2 separate regions of the Homo sapiens genome follow, and region 1 is linked to region 2. A link is a loop called in an ENCODE intact Hi-C map of the cell type or tissue named here. Cell type or tissue: PC-3. All regions are shown on one strand. Region 1 has its middle 24 kb from the start of MIR99AHG. Region 2 overlaps MIR99AHG (mir-99a-let-7c cluster host gene).

Region 1 (4,000 bases), 110 kb after region 2:
GAAGTGAAAAACAAGTATCTGGCATATTCAATGCTGGAGAAAGCAGTACATTAACAGCCAAAGGCAGAGAAATATTGCAATCTGTTTGAGGTTATACATTCCAGGACTGATACACCATTACATTCTTTGTCTTTGATTCTATAACAATCTGTACCTGTGATTAAAATCTGTGTTTTCGCACAATGGAAGATTTCTCCTAACTCATTAATAAAAAACATTGTGAATCCTGGGCACCCTTATTCAATTACAAAGTCATAAAACAACTTTTGAAAATCCTTTGAGTGACTACCATCAGAGAAATCATAAGCTTATTTTATACATGGCTCACCGGAAAAATCTCCCCCCATTCCAACACCACAAATGCGGGCTCAGTATAGCATATTACATCATAAAATATTACATTAAATTCTGGCCACTACACTGCCTATATACATCTACCCCCAGGCCCAAGGCACATCATTAGAATTCAACCATCACTACCTAAAATCTAAATGTATTTTTTAAACATTTTATGACTACATCACATTGAAGGGCTGTTAATCCCCCGCTCTATGTGCTCTTTCCGCATTCTTAATGGAAATTCTAATCGATTACTTAATCTTGCTATGCTTTTGCTAAGTGTATTAATATGCTTAGGATGTTAAACTGAAGGGTCCCTTCTTATCTGCTGAAACATTATACTTTCACCAGGTTGACAGATTAATTTCCAAGAAAAAACCATTAGCAATAGTCTCCTCCCTGCTATTAACATGACGTATGAAATGAAAATAATTTGAAACAGCTGGATGAAGACTTCCCAGGGTAATACTTAGGGACTATGCTCAGTGTAACATGAATCCATGTTATTATGTAGGAGTAAGATTTGCTATAAAGTTTAAGGTTTGATGTAACTTTTGGAGAATTATCTCAGACCACTAGGATGGAATGCATAGCATTTGAGAGGAGTTGCAGTTCTCTACTGATCTTAGCCAAGCACTGAAAAAAGAGACTAGAAACTGAGAAGTGACTAAAAGGATAACAAAAAGATATTTGCTACACTTTAGCTATAATTGCCTTTTTCTACAAATATTTGTCACTTTGCTAAACTCAATTATATTTTAGTTTTTTTCTATTTAGAAATTGCTAAGCACGCTAGTTTACAACAAAGCAATATCAGAAATTCATTTTTAATACTTAAATTATTACAAACCAATTTTATTCTTTAAAGAGAAGCACTGAATTCTTAAACCTTAGAGTTGCACACTAAAATATTTACAGATTAATTGATAGGATGTTTAATACTTGCTTTTAAATTACCCAGCAGGGCTGGGGGATTGAGTAAAGTAGAGATGAAGTCCAATCAGCCACGTGTTGATAATTGTGGAAACTGGGGGATGAGTACATGAGTGTTTTTACATTTTTGTATCTCACGTATTAATCACCTATAAAATAACGGTCTTATTAAATTCTTTTAAAGGTAGGACCTCTATAGCATTTTTTAAAAATCACCTGCTATGTAGATAGAACATGTCCTCCTCAAGTCCATATGTTGAAACCTAATCCCCAGTGGGAGGGCATTAGGAGGTAGGGCTTTAGGGAGGTGATTATATTCTGAGGGTGGAGCCCTCATGACTGGGATTAGTGCCCTAATAAAGGGGCCCCAGAAAGCTCCTATAAGAGCTTTCACAGAGGTCCCACCTACGAACCAGGAAAAGGGCCCTCACCAAACACCAACTCAACCAATGCGTTGAGTCACTCAGGAGAAATGCGTTTAGTCACTCAGGAGAAATGACTAAAAGGATAATAAAAAGATATTTGTGACACTGCAAACATAATTGCCTTTTTCTACAAATCTTTATCATCTTGCTGAAATCAATTTTAATGTATTTAGAAATTGCCAAGCACACTAGCTTACATCAAAGCAGTATTAGAACTTCATTTCCTAATACTTAATTGCAAACCAATGTGACTCTTTAAAAGGAAGCACTGAATTCTTAAACCTTAGCACTGCATGCTGAAACATTTCAAACACCAACCCTGTCAATGCCTCGATCTTAAACGTCCAGTCTCCAGAACAGTGAGTAATAAAAACTGTTGTTTATGAGCCATCCAGTTTATGGCATTTTGTTATAGAAGCCCAAACATAGACACTGCCTCTAAAAATAAATATATGTGGAGAGACAGAAACAAAGAAAAGAATATCCAAAAAGCTAGACTTTGTTTCCTAATACATGCAAAAGACAAGAAAGGGCTAGCTGCAGAAAACAACATCCAAGACAGAAAAGGAAAACCAAAAATGTCCATGTCAACCACAGGAAACTAGAGATCAATGGTAATTTTTTTTTTTTTTTAGACGGAGTCTCGCTCTGTCGCCCAGGCTGGAGTGCAGTGGCGCGATCTCCGCTCACTGCAAGCTCCGCCTCCCGGGTTCACGCCATTCTCCTGCCTCAGCCCTCCCGAGTAGCTGGGACTACAGGCGCTTGCCACCACACCCAGCTAATTTTTTATATTTTAAGTAGAGATGGGGTTTCACCGTGTTAGTCAGGATGGTCTCGATCTCCTGACTTCGTGATCCGCCCGCCTCGGCCTCCCAAAGTGCTGGGATTACAGGCGTGAGCCACCGCGCCTGGCCGGTAAAATTTTAGTAGTTGAAACTTTAGAAATTCTCTATTCTGATTCCTTCTAAGCAAACTGCATCCAAGAATTATAAAGTGACTTGTACTCCAAATAGTCAGTGGTTTGTTTCTTGATCAACAAAAAGTTATCAAGCACACATTATTGAGCCAACCACAATAGTAGATGCTGAAGATATCAAGGTGATAAAAATAAAATAATCGCTTCTTCTAAGGAAGACAGATGATCAAAAAATTAGAGTATATAGATGAAATAACGCTGTAGAGTTATGAATAATACTTGGGGAGGAGAGACAAGAAAAACCTAGTTCTTTATGGCAAGATTATTGCAAATTTATGACAGGGCTGGGAATACAACACATGATTTCTTACCCGAGTTTGAGGTTGTCTTTGTCAGAAACCACTTGGTTTGGAAAGAAAAAAATCCTACACAAACTAAATTTTAAAAAACATATAAGAATACAAGGAACAAAATTGCAGAAATTATAGGAACAATTGCAGAAAATATAGCAAAACTATTGCAAAGAATGAGAAAATGTAAGATTTTGTGAGACAGCAACTCTAGAACCTCACCCCAAATTTGTGAGCCATACTGACATTAAGTGCTCATCCATAAATAATTACTGTGGGAGAGGGGAGTGAGGCTATTGGTGCTAAATGCTGGTCATTTCAGACTCTCGGTGAGGTGTTTTCTCACAGAAGCAAGCCCTGAATGGTAACCGTTTCTTGGTGAAGGGCTGTTTCCAAGGCTTTCTTTATAAATGTGTTATGGGAATTAATAAAACCCTAACATAAAGCGCTCTGAAACTGCTAAAAATGAAAACTCTCCAGTAATATTAAGTTACGTCATGTTAAAATAACGTTGTCTTTTGAAAAAAGTTCAAATAATAAAGCACTATCATTTAAGAGAGATATAATGTTCACTGTTTTGCCAAAAGGAGGTTGGTGCATACTGTTGGTTGATAAAGTTACACAAAACAAAAACAAAAGCAATAACAACAACACAAAAATAGGAGTAAGTTTTGACTCATCTTAATGAAATCTCCTCAACCCCATTCTTTAGTATTAATAATTAGAATTTAGTTATATAAAGATACAAATGCTATGTTATACTTAATCTTTCTTAAACCTACAGAATTACATGATGTTGTATTCTAAAAAGACAGTGGTTTTCAAAACAGACCAAAAAAAGTTAGTTTTGCCTATACACTGATTTCAACTAACTAGAGCTTGAGAACAAGCAAGAGTTTTTAAAAAAGAGTATTTAAAATCAAATATACTTCATTTTATTTCCCAGGAGCAGTTTGGTTGACACTTCCCTAATACTTCAGGCTATGAAACATATATTTTAAAATATTTTGCAGCAATAATGAGACCACAGGAGGAAT
Region 2 (4,000 bases):
CAACAAGAGAATACAGATTGAACATTCCTAATCTAAAAATTCCAAATCTGAAATGCTCCAAAATTTGAAATTTTGAGCACTGACACAATGCCACAGGTAGAAAATTCCGTTCTCACTCACGGGTGGGAATTGAACAATGAGAACACATGGACACAGGAAGGGGAACATCACACACCGGGGCCTGTCGTGGGGTGGAGGGAGGGGGGAGGGACAGCATTAGGAGATATACCTAATGCTAAATGACGAGTTAATGGGTGCAACACACTGACATGGCACATGTATACATATGTAACAAACCTGCATATTGTGCACATGTACCCTAAAACTTGAAGTAAAATAATAATAAAATTAAAAAAAAGAAAGATCTGAAAAAAAAAAGAAAATTCCGCATGTAAGTACTTGACACAAACTTTGTTTAATGAACAAAATTATTTAAAATATTGGATAAAATTAACCTTAGGCTATGTATATAAGGTGCATATGAAACATAAATGAAATTTGTGCTTATACTTGGGTTCCATCTGGAAGATAGCTCATTGTGCATAGGCAAATATTCCAAAATCGAAAATCCAAAACACTGCTGGTCCCTAGTATCTTGGATAACGAATGCTCAACCTATACTGTGAAGGCTTAGAAAAAGATATACTAAGAAAGGAGAAGAAGGAGAAGAAGGAGGAGGAGGAGGAGGAAAGAAGGAAGAATAAGGAAAAGAAGAAGAAGAGGAAGAGGAAGAGGAGGAGGAGGAGAGGAGGAGGAAGAAGAAGAAAGAAGAAAAGAAGAAGAAGAAGAAGAAGAAGAAGAAGAAGAAGAAGAAGAAGAGGAGGAAGAAGAAGAAGTTTATGACCTAAAAAATATTTGTCTCCTTTTTTTGTTTGTTTGTTTGACAGAGTCTCCCTCTGTCTCCCAGGCTGTAGTGCAGTCCCGTGATCTTGGCTCACTGATACCTCCACCTCTCGGGTTCAAGGGATTCTCCTGCATCAGCCTCCCAAGTAGCTGGGACTACAGGCATGCACCACCATGTCTGGCTAATTTCTGTATTTTTAATAGAGACGCAGTTATACCATACTGGCCGGGCTGGTCTTGAACTCTCAACGTCAGATGACCCGCCCACCTAAGGCTCCCACAGTGCTGGGATTACAGGCATGACCCACCGGGCCCAGCCTGTCATAAATTTTTAAATAAAAAAAAGCAGTTTCAAAAGAAATATGTGATATGATCTCATTTGTGTAAAAAAGTAAAGGTACATACAAAGTGATAAATAACAGTAAGCTTTGTTCATTGAAATTTCATCACCACTTTTCCCTGGGACATGGCAATAGATTTAAGTTTCATATTCTTTTAGCTTAATGTCCTTGGCTCCGCCCACCACATCCCTGGCTGGTGCTCTGTCTGCTGGACTTTACTGAGCGTCCCTCTTTCTTCAGGGACCATGACTTTCCCTCATTTTTTCTTCCCACTCCCTTGGATTCTGGAAAAAGCCTCAGGCTGCAAGAGTACTAGAGAGAAAACTTCAGGAAACACAGATATGAGCTACATCTAGGGTTTGGAGAAAAACCAAGATTATTCCCCCTCTGTGTCTTCTTTTTTTGCAAAAAATGGGGGTCATCCTGGACAGTTTGCCACAAAATGACGAGACATGATGAACCACAAGATGAGACATGGGCTAGCTTGAAGTTGGTAGTTAAGTCCTCAGGATGGAATGCTGGTAAGGTATGAGATAGTAGGAACAAGCAGGATTGACTGTTAGGATTCAGCTTCCTTGTTCCTGTGTTACCCTTCTCATCTTGGGCTTCCCAACCACCATAATTGCTCTGGAACAAGATGAGACTTGACTATGAATTAGGAATTTGAAAGAGAATTTCATAGTAGCAGAGAAATTAGTAGCCAAGTTAGCTGGGCAATAAGGTGGATATATATAAGGTTTTGGTTTTGAGTTCTCTTGGCCAAAAATAGGTTTTACTCAGGCAAGCGCTTGACTCTTAGTCTCCTTCCAAAGCTAACTCTACTCTGAATCAGGAGGTAGGAAAGTCAAATAAACAAAGCAGTAACCACGTTAACTTTTCTGACCAAAGGCAATTTAGGGAGAGTTAGAGGCTAAACAATATTATGGTGGAGAATGTCGCAGAAGTTCCAAAAGCAGTCTATCAAAGGCTTTTGAATAAATATTAGGCTTTCAATAAAATTTTGTGACTGCATCTCCTGATGACTAATCATTCCAAATGTGAAAATGTTTCATCGTCTTTGTTCACAGTGCAGGGCAAAGTCAAATCTGAGTTTCATACAAACATCTCAGCAACTACTTAATGAGATTTGACTATAAAATAATGAAACTGAATTTCTCTTTTGTTACAGATTGGCTCTGAGACAAACTCTTTAAAAGGAATTGAAATATCAGCAGCCCCACTCAATTGAGGGTATGTTTCCTAAGGTAAACATACGACAGTGCTCATTTGGTGTGGAATGACTGAAAAGGACTCAGCCTCATTATGTGGTTTGCAAACTGGAGCACATCAGAATCACCTGAAGAGCTTCTTAAACTACAGTTGACTGGGTCCCATCCTCCACATCTTCTGTTTCAGTAAATCTGGAGTGGGTCACAAGAATTAGCTTTCCATAAGTTTCTAGATGATACAGATCTACTGCCCTGGGAGCACATTCTGGGAATCATTGCTTTAGAATAATATTACCTTATGGTCTACATAGACATGTTTTTAGAGGATTTCAGATGTTTATGGGAATTATTAGATTGTATTGTTTTTATTTTGATCATCTGCTAAAAGACATATTAACATTAGCAGTTTTTCATCCACATAGCCAGGTTACATCCAAGTTTTTCTATGGAGTTTAAGTTGCAAGAATTTATATTTGTATGTGTAATCATATGAGCACAAAATTATTACTAGTGTTAATTTCTAGAACAGTATTTCTCAAACTGGGTCATTAAATGTATTTGAGGGAACTATTAGTCTCTTTCAGAAACACTAGCAAGGGTATAAATTAATGTAATTGACAAAGAAAACACATGAACATTCTTTTTCATACGTACACAGCTCATTGTTTTAGCCAGTACAGTCAGTAAAGTGGCATTTAAGAGTGTGCTTTCCAACTATTTCATGTCGAGGTACATAGAGAAATTTAAATTTATTTAGGACCCTTTTGGGGGAAGTGAATGGAGTTGCTGAGGCCAGGGGAGCTAGCCTGAGGGCTCTCACTGCCCTGTCCTGACTAGCCCACTGGGAACAGAGGAAATTTCTGAATGTCTTGGAGTATTATTACCCTATTTTGAGTGGGTCCTAGCGGGTTTGAAGCTCTTTATTAGGGTAACTTTTGTTCCAGAATTACATAATAAGGATGCCATATCTAGACTTAGGTATTTAAGATTGGATGGCCATTGCAGAAGCAATACATCACAACACCTAAAGGAGGACAATTTTTCAGGATCTCTTCAGATTTTACCACCCGCCCCACATTCTGTCCTTGAAAAGTGGGAGTACCTTCCTGTCTTCATGCCCCTAGCCCTGCATCTATCCAGGTGGTGTAATAAACCTTAGTCACTGGCCAGGTGCCGTGGCTCATGCCTGTAATCGCAGCACTTTGGGAGGGCAAGACAGGTGGATTATGAGGTCATGAGTTCGAGACCAGCCAGACCAACATGGTGAAACCCCTTCTCTACTAAAAACACAAAAATTACCAGGGTATGGTGGTGCATGCCTGTAATCCCAGCTACTCAGGAGGCTGAGGCAGGAGAATCGCTGGAACCCAGGAGGCGGAGGTTGCAGTAAGCTAAGATAGCACCATTGCACTCTAGCCTGGGTGACAGAATGATACACAGTCTCAAAAAAAAAAAAAAAAAGTCATTGACAAGAGCGTCCCCTATTCCTTGGAAATGTTAAAAGAGAAAATAAAAGACGCCAAATATTAAACTAGTTGCTACTGTCCAATGGTGATTTTTCTCCAAATTGTTCTGTGTATAGTGTGTCTAGAAATAACTATTAATCTC

Evidence for each region. A loop is a pair of places that touch in the nucleus more often than their neighbours do. Peaks named below come from ENCODE experiments on the same cell type or tissue, not always from the same donor. Only the 100,000 strongest peaks of a DNase experiment are listed, where the experiment ranks them.
Region 1: it touches region 2 in a loop (11-fold over the local background); 1 of 110 quality-filtered maps calls a loop at or near these places.

The regions. Positions count from the first base shown.
Region 1 is chr21:16,044,865-16,048,864 of GRCh38, reverse strand. No RefSeq gene overlaps it. Among named protein-coding and RNA genes, the nearest start is that of MIR99AHG, 24 kb to the left of the region's middle. In PC-3, no CTCF peak of the experiment used is centred here; DNase peaks (open chromatin) are centred at 1,694 and 2,034; H3K4me3 peaks cover 594 bases; H3K27ac peaks cover 1,638 bases.
Region 2 is chr21:16,157,530-16,161,529 of GRCh38, reverse strand. The region is part of intron 2 of MIR99AHG (mir-99a-let-7c cluster host gene); the gene reads right to left. Among named protein-coding and RNA genes, the nearest start is that of MIR99AHG, 89 kb to the right of the region's middle. In PC-3, no CTCF peak of the experiment used is centred here; no DNase peak of the experiment used is centred here; H3K4me3 peaks cover 1,102 bases; H3K27ac peaks cover 1,847 bases.